Regions from separate parts of the Homo sapiens genome. Here region 2 is linked to region 1. The links are chromatin loops, found by intact Hi-C in ENCODE. Cell type or tissue: ovary. All regions are shown on one strand. Each heading gives the region's core, and the rest is flanking DNA. Links, peaks and the distances in the headings are about the cores only. Region 1 overlaps MEF2C-AS1 (MEF2C antisense RNA 1). Region 2 overlaps MEF2C-AS1 (MEF2C antisense RNA 1).

Region 1 (2,915 bases), core at 88-2,587:
ATTGAGAATTTGCAATATACAAAGGATTTGTTATTTCAAGACAAGGTTTACACATATCTAAGGATTCTATGTTTATCTGTATTTCTGTACCTTCAGTTTTATATCTGATAGAGAATTACAGAAGAATGTCAAATCCATTATATCCGAAGCTAACACAATTTGTCAAATCGGGAAATGTTTGCAATGCAGTTGAGGTTACTGAAAGGGCTTATTTTATGCATTGCCTAAAGGCCAATTTAAAATACTTTGGGATTAGTGATGTGTATTCAGTACGGTTTATAAATTCTATTACCAATAATACCTTATTTTTCCAAGCAGTGTTTAACTATACTGAGCACAGACAAATGCTCCTGTGTTCTGATTTCTGTTTTAGTCTGGCTTTCCATGACTTTGTGCACACAAATGAACCTTTCCTTGGCTTCAGACTGAGGCTAGTCCCAGAAAGAGAACCAGCCTTGAGACACATCAGACCAGGATGGTCAATATCTCTTTTCCCATTTGTAATAGCAGGAGGACTTTGCATAGTGAAGAATCATTTATAAAGCCTCTATATTTGGGTTGACATCTCTGAGGTTTATTTTTAAGTTGCTTCAGAGTCAAAGAGAAATGAAAAATTTTGGCCAGTTTTACTTTATGGGTGTTAGTTGAGTTTAGGTTTTTAGGCTTAGGCCCACAGTGAGTGAGTCCAAACTTGGTCTTGTAGTCACTACCAAGTGATTTGGTGAGTTCTCTTTCTTCCAGTTGTGCTTCATTTTACAGTCTATTAAGTGAGAATCATAATACACATCTCCCAGGGCCTATTCACCTTATAGAAATGCAATCTTCATGAAATAACATCTGAAAGGTATGGTAAGGTTTTTTTTTTTTTTTTAAACGACACTACAAATTATGATACATTTCTTTCTTTTCCTGTAATCAGTATGTCCAAATAAGGCTTGATCAGTAATTTGCTTGCAAGTGTGTGGCTGATTCAAAAATAACCACATGCATGAATAAATTTAATGCGACTTTACCTTTACTTACAAAATTGTTAAATGTTGTTCATCAGAACATTGATTCTATCCCATTTCTTGAAATATCACAGAAACCTTCAATTCAAGGAATGGATTTTCACACTTCCCCTTTTAACTGTTTCTTCTAGATACCTTACTATGTGTGTGCTTTTTCATTTTAAAAAATCTTTACCCGGGGTTGTGGTGGAAGTGGGGATTAAAAATCTCGTCCTGCGTTTTGGTGCCCACTTCTTTGTTTGGAAAGCAGAGCGCTGGGACTCAATCCGGACGGCCCTCAAAGACCCAGACGAGGGACGCCTCTAGTTTGAGCAACTCACTCCGCTGAGTTATTGATTGCAGGCAGCAACAATCCCTCCGGTTGATTTGTGTGAAAAGTGAATCCGCTCTGGCTGGGCGTTCAGCAGAGGCGCAACAGCTGCAACGCCATCCAATTATTGCCGATCCTCCCCTCCAACACTGCTCTCATCACCTATATACTCTTCTCTCTGCCCGTCTCTGCTTCCCCCCCCTTCCCCCCCCCCTTTTCTCCCGGCCGACGGAGCTGAAGGGGCGGGGGTTCCTTCCTTGGAGTGTTTCTAGAGCTCGGAGGCTGCTGGTAGGGGGTGAGTGCGCCACGTGCGTGCGCCACGGGCGAGCAGGAGGCAGGCTCTGGGCCCTCCTGGGGACCTGCTGGACCTGCTGGACCTGGGTGCGACGAGTGGGCGGCCACGCTGGTTTGGCGCGGGGAAGGAAGGGGGTGTGCCGACTTGTATTTAGTTGGGGGTTGTGGAAGTCACGGCTGGGGGAAAAGCGTCCGGTGGTTTGTTGGTAAAGAGGGTGCGTGATGGGCTCTGGGGAATGGAGGAGGGCGCAACGGCTGTGGGTGGACTGTGGAAACGGGCGGTGGCAGTGCCGGGGTAGTTGTCCTGCTGGTCTGGTTTTGGGATCCTGGGCTGGAGAAATGCGATCCAAAAGAGCTCGGGATGGGCTCAGAGCGACCCACGAAAATACCAGGGGCCAAGTAAAATGAACCCACCCTTTAACAGTGCACAAAGCGCTGGCACACGGTCCACGTCTGGTGACGCAGGCTGCCCGAAGCGCTCCAACCATTTTGCAAACCTGGGAGAGCAAGAGGGGCTCTGCAGGTCTAGCCGCCGCCCCTGTCCCACTCTGGCCAGCCGGAGTTTTTCACCTGACAGACCAATAGGAAAGAACACGGGCCCCAAACTGGATTTTATAGTCTGAGCTCTCAGCATCTAAGGAATTATATTTCAAAAAACAAAAGCCAACTCATAGCTCTATTAAGCTAACGCGTGTGCGAGTTTTGGCTAGGAAAAAGCCACAAAGTAAAGCAAGAAGTAGGGTATTCAGGATAAAACACACACTTTAAAGACAAAACAGAAAACTTCCTTTCCCCTTGTACCCCCTTTATTTGTTAACACAGGGGAACGGTTCTGGGATGTCTTACAAAAATGCTGTCACTAAATGCAGATATCTGTGCTGTTCTTTGACCTGTCTGGCATTGTGGAATACTCAATTACATCGAAGGTGTAAAAACGTTTATGTTATCATGTTCTTGAAACATTTAGCGGCTACCAAGATGGTAGCTATTTAAATTAATTAAAATAAGATAAAATAAAAATAAATTCTGTCCCTCAGTTCCACTGGCCATATTTCAAGTGCTCAATAGCCACATGTGGCTAGTGGCTCCCTTACTGGACAGCGACATGTCAAACGTTTCCATCACTGCATAAAGTTCTGCTGGAGAATACTGCTATAGAGTTCAAAATGAATGCTGGTTAAAAAAAGAAAGAAAGAAAGAAATTACTTTATGACTGATACCAGCCACATTTTAGGACACTCTTGGAGTTTCTGTTACTTGGCACTAGTGTGAGAAGCTTTAAAGTCAGACTTTCAGTATCT
Region 2 (2,915 bases), core at 175-2,674, 56 kb after region 1:
AATGACGGGATGTTAACTTTAAATAGACATTTAACCACATAAAGTATAGTGGCAGATGGTTCATTTTTCTACTCAGGGTAGACACTTTATTCAGGTAATGATATTTAATCCTCATTTTCTATGAAATCTGCATGTTGTTCTTAAATCTGATACTATTTTGTGATTTAAAATGAGTGTTGGGTTAACTTTGTTTACAAGTGAAGTATTTATCCCTTTGATTCTCTTTTACTTTCTTCTTTTGGTAAACACCTATCCGTTTCTAAGACCCACTTATATGTTATCTCATCAAGGAAAATTTTCCCATCCTCCCAAAGGAGAACAGAACTCCACTGTAGTGGAATAAGTTTTTTGAGGTATGAACCAATGCTTCTGTCCTCCTAATATTCTTACAACCTCTAACCCGCCTCTGCATTCAGGAAACCAGAATACATTAGGGAGGAGACAGCAAAGGAAAACAAAAGACAATAAAGGAATCGATGTATTTGTTTTGTAACTCAAAGTTAAAGTCCAAATTTAGAAAATAGATTTGAAAGCATAACGGGTCAATTTCTGTTGTGCCTCTGAAGAAGAAAGTTGAGAAAGAACGAAGAGGGCTTAGATGCTGGTGGGTGTCTGCAAAAAAGCCCAGACAATGCCTGGAATAATAAAGAAGCAGAGAACTTCCAGGGAGGAAGGGAACAGTCTCTAAGATGGAGCAGGACCTGGGGAAGTCTTGCTTCTCCACTGAAGAACATGGACCAAGACCAGGGCAGAAGGGATGGCAGCTTCCCCGTAGAGCAGTGAGGACGGATGACGACATGAAGACTGGACTGCTCATTCTCACCTTCCCTTCACAGTCCCTGGCACTTTTTAAGCTCCTTGGAAATTAGAGGCAATCTAGGAGAAAGGGGGATAGAAGCAGACCTTATTTCTGTTACAATGTGAATGGGAGCTTCAAATTGAAGATAAAATGTTATGGAAAAAGTGAAATTATATATATATTTTGCACATCGTAGCTTGGTGGCTTTAGGTTTCTGTGCATCAAAGGAAGGAATTGTGTCTTCCTCATTGTCATACTCTGGTATTGGAGATTGTGCAACATATATAGTAGGTATGCAATAAACAGCTGTTAACAGAATGAATCAATACTTTGTAGAGTATTGCCAACCACTCCAGAGCTTTGATCTGGCTTCTCTGTTGGGTCAGGAAAAAAAAGAAAAAAGGAGTCCTGCTTTATTTGTGCCTGTTGCATGCCAGCTTGGCCTGTTTACTCCTGTGGTTTCCCGCATTCCAAAGCAATGCAACGTTGCTTGAAGTTACACTTGAGCATTTTCTAGAGCATTTCTTCTGTCCATCCTACTTGCAGTGACTCCACTTCAGTTCCTTGTATGCCAGCTGCTGTGATAGCTTGCTGTCACTAAACATCTACATGTGTCCACCCCAGAGGAATTAAGTGGGACCACATTAATGCTAGGGAGCTGGCGGTCTTCCAAAACTGCACTCTGGGTCATTCTGTCTTGTGCTTTGGTAAAGTCTTTTCCCCCATCGCCTTCCAGTGGGGAGAGGGATAGGGTACAGCCTACAAAACAGAAACAGAATGCCCAGTGTGCGGGTGGAATACTTCCTCTTTCCTTCGTGAGTAGAGGAGACCGATTCAGAGGATGTTCCACTTATTCATTCCCTTCTAGTGTAATTTTTGCTCAATATTTTCTCTTTCTGTCACCTATAAACCAGAGGGGATATCCACTGGTATACTGCGTTGTGTGGAACGAGGGGGACTGTTCTGTTTCCTCCTTCAGCTCTTGTGAAGGCACTTGCCATTTCCCTGATGCACCATTTAGACATCAGTGTCCACATCTTGTAAGTCAAACTTGTGTCATCCAAAAGGTTCTCATACACATTCAAATGTTAATAAATGCCAATATCTTGTTCATGACCTTACACATAAATCTGAAATATGTAAGAAAGTGTAAACTACCCTCCTTTTTACCTCCACTCTTCTCTCATATATCAGTTCATATACTGCTTGTTGCAAGTAGCAGAAAACCCAATTCAAACTGACTTAACGGGCATGTAGGGGCCTCATAACTGGAAGGTGGTGTGGTGTAGGTGGCTCTGTTGTGTCAAGAAAACATGGTTGTTTTCTGTCTCTCCACTCTGACATCCAGGGCCTCCTTCACAGTCGCAAGATGACTTCCAGCAGCTGGCACAAGGATTACCTGTTTCTTTTTGTTCATATCCTATAGACACATGGTAACTACTAAGGGACCTTCTTTCTCAGAGCCCTCTGGAAATATGTATATATATACTTATATATATATATATTTTAATATATTATATATAATATATATTTGTGTGTGTGTGTGTGTGTGTGTGTGTGTGTGTGTGTATCTACACATATATATGTTTTTTTGAGACAGTCTTGCTGTGTTGCCCAGGCTGGACTGCAGTGGCACCATCTCGGCTCACTGCAACCTGTGTCTCCTGAGTTCAAAGGATTCTCTTGCCTCTGACTCCTTAGTGGCTGTGATTATAGGCACGTGCCACCACGCCTGGCATATTTTTGTATTTTTATTACAGGCTCAGTTTCGTCATGTTCCTCAGCTGGTCTCGAAGTCCTAGCCTCAAGCGATCCACCTGCCTTGGCCCCCCAAAAGTGCTAGGATTACAGGTGTGAACCACCATGCCTGGCCTGGAAATATATGCTTAAATCTTACCTGCCCAATTTTGAAACACATGTTATACACATGCAATGAGTCACTCTTCTCCTTCTTTATCATTTATCACTTCTACTATCTCTTTGGGTAGTAGATAAAAGGGAATGAGGACACTATAACATATCAAAATGGGCCTGAATGAGACTGCAATGAAGAATATACCTCCAGTTTGCACTCCAGCCCAGGTGACAGTGTGAGACTCAATCTCTCTCTCTCTCT

The links. Hi-C counts contacts between places; a loop is a spot of excess contacts. Peaks named below come from ENCODE experiments on the same cell type or tissue, not always from the same donor. Only the 100,000 strongest peaks of a DNase experiment are listed, where the experiment ranks them.
Region 2: a loop joins it to region 1, with 4 times the contacts of the local background. A loop is called at or near these places in 12 of 110 quality-filtered maps.

What each region holds. Positions count from the first base shown.
Region 1 is chr5:88,887,866-88,890,780 of GRCh38, forward strand. The region is part of intron 1 of MEF2C-AS1 (MEF2C antisense RNA 1); the gene reads left to right. It also overlaps a transcript of MEF2C not described here. Among named protein-coding and RNA genes, the nearest start is that of MEF2C-AS1, 6.0 kb to the left of the region's middle. RefSeq lists enhancers at 1,472-2,008, 1,595-1,794, 2,009-2,543. In ovary, for the core only: no CTCF peak of the experiment used is centred there; DNase peaks (open chromatin) are centred at 1,646 and 2,086; H3K4me3 peaks cover 1,651 bases; H3K27ac peaks cover 2,500 bases.
Region 2 is chr5:88,943,869-88,946,783 of GRCh38, forward strand. All of the region lies in intron 2 of MEF2C-AS1 (MEF2C antisense RNA 1), which reads left to right. Among named protein-coding and RNA genes, the nearest start is that of MEF2C-AS1, 62 kb to the left of the region's middle. In ovary, for the core only: no CTCF peak of the experiment used is centred there; no DNase peak of the experiment used is centred there.